Regions from separate parts of the Homo sapiens genome. Here all the other regions are linked to region 1. Evidence: chromatin loops called from intact Hi-C (ENCODE). Cell type or tissue: mammary epithelial cell. All regions are shown on one strand.

Evidence for each region. Peaks named below come from ENCODE experiments on the same cell type or tissue, not always from the same donor. Only the 100,000 strongest peaks of a DNase experiment are listed, where the experiment ranks them.
Region 2: it touches region 1 in a loop (4-fold over the local background); 2 of 110 quality-filtered maps call a loop at or near these places.
Region 3: a loop joins it to region 1, with 3 times the contacts of the local background. A loop is called at or near these places in 2 of 110 quality-filtered maps.

What each region holds. Positions count from the first base shown.
Region 1 is chr7:70,598,167-70,600,666 of GRCh38, forward strand. The region is part of intron 5 of AUTS2 (activator of transcription and developmental regulator AUTS2); the gene reads left to right. Among named protein-coding and RNA genes, the nearest start is that of GALNT17, 530 kb to the right of the region's middle. In mammary epithelial cell, no CTCF peak of the experiment used is centred here; DNase peaks (open chromatin) are centred at 1,035 and 1,885; H3K4me3 peaks cover 250 bases; H3K27ac peaks cover 858 bases.
Region 2 is chr7:70,647,176-70,649,675 of GRCh38, forward strand. The region is part of intron 5 of AUTS2 (activator of transcription and developmental regulator AUTS2); the gene reads left to right. Among named protein-coding and RNA genes, the nearest start is that of GALNT17, 480 kb to the right of the region's middle. RefSeq lists enhancers at 1-57, 1,281-1,330. In mammary epithelial cell, no CTCF peak of the experiment used is centred here; a DNase peak (open chromatin) is centred at 1,136; H3K27ac peaks cover 1,164 bases.
Region 3 is chr7:70,192,204-70,194,703 of GRCh38, forward strand. The region is part of intron 4 of AUTS2 (activator of transcription and developmental regulator AUTS2); the gene reads left to right. Among named protein-coding and RNA genes, the nearest start is that of AUTS2, 590 kb to the left of the region's middle. In mammary epithelial cell, a CTCF peak has its summit at 1,493 (motif pointing right); no DNase peak of the experiment used is centred here.

The DNA.
Region 1 (2,500 bases):
GTGTCACTGTCCAGAATTTTAAGGGCTTACCTACCCTGGTTTTTCCCCTCTCCCCTAGTCCTGTTTTGTCATTGCTACCATGAAAATCTAGCAAAAGTGTAGAAAGTTGTGTCCTTCCAGAACCACGGTTTCTCAGTGCAGGTTTACTGTATTGAGCGCCCACTCCTTTTCTGTTTGTATTCTGCCCAAGGCACAGCAGACATTCACTCCTTTTATTTCCCATGAAATTGTACAACAGGCAGAAGCTTGAAGATACAACACGGATGGAAATTTGAGCCTTGTAACGTTCAAAAATGACACAATTGCCAAGTTTCCTAACTTTTCCTAAGAGTTGATTAAAGATCACAACTTCATATCGCTCCTTTTTCCCTATGCATTTGCCGTCCATCACACACCTGACTGTGAGCTGTTGTAATAGCTAGATGAGGTTTAAAAAAAGAGGGAGTAGGGGCTCAAGGATTGCTGTCCTCTCAGAAATGTTGCCCAAGGCTACCCTAAGGCTCAGCCTACCCCCAGATTCTCTTTCTGACAAGTGGGTGTTTGGTAGGATGGTGTGAAAGTTTCCTTCTATGATAACATCTTTAAGATTTGTTTCCAAATTCCCTTTTTTTTCTTTTTGTAACCTGCTGAGAATATGAGTCTGTAACCTATGTATTTATCTGAAGTCAGCCTGAACAGATAGAAAAACTGAGTTACAAGGTATGGGACTCCCAGTAAATTAGGAACAGATGTGGGTCAAAAACAGATTTCCAAACTCTTTATCAAATGATCCCACTTGGAAACAAGACATGAACAGGCCTAACTACTCTTAAAATGCAAGGTTTGTCTGAGGGCAAACATGCTGGAAAAGATGGTGGCCACCACCCTGCCTCTACTTTTCTTTTCCTTTCATCTTTCTTCCCACCGTCTTTGGTTCCCTGCATAGGCTGTGTAGTGGGTATCAGTCAGCACTTGTCTGCTGGTTGCACAATGCAGATTACTCACTTCTGCCCAAGTAACTCCCTGAAGCCGTACTGTAACAATAGAGCATATAAAAAAGAAACTCAGGTTGATCTTGGCCCCTGTCCAAGGGGATTAGCTAGGGAGCACCTGAAAGGCCTGTGTTGAACACACTCACCTGTAACCCAGTTCCATGGCCTGGATCTCAAGGACAGGGTAATCTCAGTACCTTTTAATGACCTAGTAAATGTGGTATCTTTCTGTCTTTACACTCGACCTGATGGCTCATAGAGTCTCCTCATTATGGAGCTGGAGGAGTACTTTGAGGTCATCTAGGCCCTCACTACTCAAAGTGTGGACCATGGGTCAGCAGCATTGGTATCACCAAGGAGCCTGTTAGAAATGCTGAACCTCAGGTCCATCCCTGGATTTATAGAATCAGAATCTGCGACAGGTTCCCCAGATTTCTCATATGCATTATGACAGGTGGGGTTGTCCCATGATCCAACTCTGAGATGGAGTTTAGCCAGTGGCGTATTTATTAAGGAGTGCCCTTTGGATCAATACCTATGGGAAGGAGGAGGAAGGAACAGGAATAGGTAGGTAGAGCAAGAAGTCAAGCAGCAATACAGGCCCAGTGACAGTCATCACTCACAACACGGGAAGCTACACAGCTAGGTCAGCCTTCTAAGTTGTCTGTGGTGGGCAGGGATGGCCAGGCCTTTCAACTCACTGCAGACAGCACTCCCAGCAGTCAGCAGCAAGTCTGTCATTAGACAGGGATCTGGGTAGCTCATCACAGTGTCCACCACATGCACTGAAGTTGGGAGAAGCTCTATTCTGGGTCACTGGTTCTCAAAATGTGGCTGCATACCAACAGGACCTTCAGCACCCCGGGGACTCATTAGAGATGCACATTCCTGAGCCCCACCCACAGCTACTGAATCAGAAACTAGGGTGGGGCTCAGCAACCTGTGTTTTCACACGTTCTCCAAGTGAGTGCTGCATGCCCAAGTTTCAGAACCACTGCTCCAAGGCAGCCTTTTTTCTGTTTGTTTTGTTTTCTAATTGTTATTGAAATGATTCACAGTCCATCTTAATAATAAAATTCACCACTTTAAAGTGTACAATTCAGTAATTTTGTGGGGTTTTTAGGTTTTTTGTTTTGTTTTGTTTTGTTTTGTTTTTGAGACGAAGTCTTGCTCTGTTGCCCAGGCTGGAGTGCGGTGGTGCCATCTTGGCTTACTGCAACCTCTTATCTCCTGGGTCAAGGGATTCTCTCGCCTCAGCCTCCCGAGTAGCTGGGACTACAGGCGCCCGCCACCACTCCTGGCTAATTTTTGTATTTTTAGTAGAGACGGGGTTTTGCCATGTTGGCCAGACTGGTCTCAAACTCCTGACCTGAAGTGATCTGCCCACCTCAGCCTCCCAAAGTGCTGGGATTACAGGCACGGGCCACCGCGCCCGGCCCAATTCAGTAATTTTTAGTATATTTATAACCTGTTTAGTATATTTGCAACCCTCGCCTTTACTTCCAGAACATTTTCATTATCCCCAAAAG
Region 2 (2,500 bases), 49 kb after region 1:
AGGAGCCCAAACTCAAATCTGTGCCCATTCCACGTTTCCCCTCTACTCCAGGATGGAGAGTTTTTCCTCTCATTCTTATCCACACAGCGAAAAACACTAGACACAGTGAGAAACGCTGGACGGCTCTGGGGGCCGTGGGAGCTGGGATGAGCACTGAACTTCTCTAGGCCTCAGCCCACTTCGCTCTGCAAGCCCTGAATGTGCCTGGACAAGATGACCGGTAAAGGCCATTCCAGCTCTCTGTGCTTTGTAGCCTGAGTCCCTGTGAGGAGTGGTTTGCTTTGAAACACAATATAATCCAGAAAAAACAGCTATCTTAACTTGGCCAGCTCTGCTTTTAAGCAAGAAATAAAGTGATGGTTTCTTGAAAATGATGCTGGCCTTTATAATGCCTTCTCCCTTAATCTCCCCACAAACTGAGACAAGGCATCCTGGGTCACACCCTGGCTCGTCTCCTGTGTGATGTGTTTTCTGGGACTTGCACTTTGGTAACCAGAGGAGACTGCCAACTGGGTATCATACCTGTCTCTCAACCCCTCTTCTGCCCACCACCCTCTCTCAGCCTCCCTATTCCCTGAAGCTAGCATGCCAGGGAGGCAGGTGGCATACGTGGTACAAGGACTGCATGCGCACATTTTGGAATGAAACAGTGGCCTTTCTTTGGAACTCAGACCATCCAGTGTGCTCTGGCTAAAGACAGGATTGTAGATCTAAGAAGTCCATTGTACTGATTAGTTTCATCTCAGTTTAAGCCACTGACCTACCAAGAGTATCCATTCAGGAAATGTCACCCCATGGCCTGATGTAGTGGTAGGAGACTGGAAATAGCTGAGTGATGACGGCATGTACACTCAGCATTGCTTAGCCTTGGGCAGGTACCGAACCTTTCTTTGCCTCGGTTTCTCATTTATAACATGGGAATAATGATAGTACTTACCTCTTCAGGGTTCTGGTGAGGGTTCCATGAACTAAAACACATGAAGAGTCTAGAATTGTTCCTGTGCTGTCCTAGGCCCAGGATGAATGTGAGCTGCTGTGGTTACAGCTAGTGTCATAGTACTCCGCCCCCCTCCACCACCAGACTACCACAGTTTCCTGCATTCTGTGATGCCGTCAGCTCACTGAGTCACCTTCACCAACACCTTTCACGCCTCTGGACTTCAGCTTTCTCATCTGCAGCACGAGGGAGAGGAATGGGCTGAGGCTTGCCATGGTGCTTTCAGGGACAGGCGTGGGAGCATCTGTGGTGAGTTTGCAGTTCTGTGTTGTATATGTCTGCACCAATGAGAGTTTCATGATCTTGAATTTATACATTCATATCATGAAGCACAACCTAGTAGCATGTTTAGATGTAGAAACACGATATAAAAACAAAACAGAATTTGTTTTGGTTTTTGGTTTTTTGTTTTGTTTCGTTTTGTTTTTTGAGACAGTCTCACTTTGTCACCCAGGCTGGAGTGCAGTGGCGTAATCTTGGCTCACTGCGACCTCCGCCTCCCCCTTTCAAGCAATTCTCCTGTCTCAGCCTCCCAAGTAGCTGGGATTGCAGGCATGCACTACCACGCTCAGCTAATTTTTTTTTAAATTTTTGGTAGAGACAGGGCTTCACCATGTTGGCCAAGCTGGTCTCGAACTCCTTACCTCAAATGATCTGCCTGCCTTGGCCTCCTAAAATGCTGAGATTACAGATATGAGCCACCGCGCCCAGCCCTGGAAGGAACCTTTGTTAAGAGTTCATAGTAACAGGGTGCTAAAATGAGTTTATTAAAATAATCCCAGTAGATGAAAGATTAGGAGATCTCTTTTGAGGAAATTAGAGAGTTTAGATCTGTTTTGAAATTAGGGAATGCCTTTTCCTATTGACCTAAGTCTCTGATTATATATGTCAACCTCAGCTTACGGAAAGAAGCTGACATGTCAAAATAAGAAGAATAGGCTGGATATGGTGGCTCATGCCTGTAATCCCAGCACTTTGGAGGCTGAGGCAGGTGGATTGCTTTAGCTCAGAAGTTTGAGACCTTTAGATTAGAAGTTTGAGACCTTTAGATTAGAAGTTTGAGACCAGCCTGGGCAACATCACGAAACCCCATGGAGCATGTCTGTGGTCTCAGCTACTTGGGTGTTTGAGGTGGAAGGATTACTGGACCGCAGGAGGTGGAGGTGGCAATGAGCCAAGATCATGCCCCTGCACTCTGGCCTGGCAGAGTGAGACCCTGTCTCAAAAAAAATAAAAAAGTAAGATGAATAAACAATGGTTAATAGAAACATAAGTGGTGGGACATGGGGGTCAGGATTTAATCTCAGAGTGTCCCAGTGGTGATTTATTTTATTTATTTATTTATTTATTTATTTATTTATTTATTTATTTTTTGAGACGGAGTCTCGCACTGTCACCCGGGCTGGAGTGCAGTAGTGCGATCTTGGCTTGCTGCAGCCTCTGCCTCCTGGGTTCAAACGATTTTCTTGCCTCAGCCTCCCAAGCAGCCAGGATTACAGGTGC
Region 3 (2,500 bases), 410 kb before region 1:
TAGGTGCTAAAAATGTTGTGTACCTTCCTTTCCTTCCCTTAGAAAGACAGTCTCTTTTATTTATTGATTGTACTTTTGCCACCACAGGGGGAAAAAAATCCCTGTTTCTTATAAAACTTTCTAGGAAATTCATGAATTTAGTGTGGGCCCTCTAATTCTGACAAATACAATATTGATTTTGAGTTTGTTGCTTTAAATTTGCCAAATGAAACGAAAGTTTTACGGTTTTCCTTTTAAGTCACTTCTGATATGTGGAGCAAACAAGTCTGTATTTAATAGTAAGTAGTTTGCTAATTGCAAAGCACTACCAACTTAACACAACTTAAAATGAGAAGCTGAGAGGGGGCCAGAGCATGAAATAAGTAAGTAGGTTAAGAACTGCCACACAGTCCATCATGCTTGCAGAGAAGAATGTGAGACTGTCCGAGGCTACAGTGCTGGTCACCTTAGCCTGTGTAAACTCTCACTTTCTCAGTTATCAGTGGAAGACAGGGGTTAATCCTTATTAGTCTGAACACATCACATTGCAATGATCTGAAAGCTAAAGACATGGCATAAAGGAACTCTGAAGAAACCACCTCCACTGAGACTGCTGATGCTTCGAATGGAATTTGGGCAGATGGAATGCTCATTTAAGGAGCAAATGACATGGACGGGGGGAGTCAAAATGATAAAGGGAGCCTCCTTGCATTTGTTGTATCTTACTTCTGTGTGAGTTCTGGCAAAAAGCAAGCATGACTAGAACCCTAGAAAAACAACCATTAGGTAGATACTAGTTATAGTCAATCAGAGAAAGCCAGTATGTGCGAAGAGAGAAGAGAAGAAAACCACATGGTAAAAATGTAATCAACCAGTGGGATTCTTTTAGTTCATAATTGTAATCATAGATGGCATTCCACTACCTTTGTCTTCCATCTGGACCAAGTATGGCTGTGTCTAGAGGTTCTGTTGTACTATTTCTGTGGTCCTTGAACTCTGATGGCAACCTACCTTGACAAGGCCAAAAACCTACACAACTCTGAGCCTTTCTTGGTAGTGGCATTATCTAAACGTATGCATTTGTACCTTATCAGGCTTAATGAGGGAAAAGAAACGGCTTTTGAAGACACTAATGGGAAATTATTATAAGTCAATGAAGTAAAAATGCAAATAGATTTGTATCTTAAAACAGGAATACTGCTAGAAGCTAAAACTGAGTAAGATCTTGCTCTGTGCCAAGCACATGCTATTTTGCATTAAAAGAGACCCCTGCCTTCTACATAGTATCCTCATTTTACGGGTAGAAATCTTGAGGTTTAGAGACGTAAAGTAAAGTAACTCACCTAAAGTTACATAGCTCATGAGCAATGTGGCAGATGTTTAAGGACACCTCGTCTGATTTCAGCGCCTAAATGAAGAGCCTTTTACAAGGATGATGATTTTTGCAGCAACAAGACAAAGATGTCCAGCAATAGGAAAAAGATTGTAAAGAAATGTTAATCCCTGTAGAGGGCACTGTTCAGATTTAACTCATCCAACATAATTTTCTAACATGATAAAGCAGACCTGCGCCAGCTCCTGACTGTTTCAGATAGGTTTGCCTCTGGGGAAGAAAGTGCAGTGATTCGTGTAACCTACTGTCAGTGTTATTTAAATCTCAGACCTAATCTAGAATTTACTTTAATAATCTTTTATTATTTTCCTGTATATTCTTATGATTTCTCCCTTCTCAATGAATAATGAATTTAGCATAATGAATTCAGTTAGTTCTAGGCTTCTTCATATCTATATTTAATATTCAAAGCACTTTCTTCTCTTTTATTCCTGATTTACCAAAATCTGTGATTGTGCCATGAAAAGATGATAAAGGAGACCATCTCTTGGATCTGGAAAGTGCTGCGTGTTAGTTTATAACTGGGCAAATGTAAGCATAACGTTTGGCCAGGGTTGGGTGCGGTGGCTCACGCCTGTAATCCCAGCACTTTGGGAGGTCAAGATGGGTAGATCTCTTTAGGTCAGGCATTTGAGACCAGCCTGGCCAACATGGTGAAACCCTGTCTCTACTAAAAATACAAAAATTAGCTGGATGTGGTGACAGACACCTGTAATTCCAGCTACTCAGGAGGCTGAGGCAAGAGAATCACTTGAACCTGGGAGGCAGAGGTGGCAGTGAACCGAGAGTGGCACTGCACTCTAACCTGGGCGACAGAGCGAGACCCTGTCTCAAAAATAAATAAATAAATAAAAAATAAAAAAAGTTTGACCAGAGGACTACCTCCATTGTCTTTCTTTTCTACAATCCAGTTTAGATACTTTCTGGACTAACCATAACTTACATGCTTGTCCAGGAGTATTGGCCAGAGTTAGAGTGGTCACATTAATTCTAGGCAAGGGTGAAGATGAAGGAGTAGAGCCATGTTTCCTTGAAGGACAGTGATGATGCTTTTTAGAGCTTATTACGTGTTTGCTATCTCTCCCATCCCAAGCAGTCAGGGGTTTTAACTTTGAAGATAATAATAAC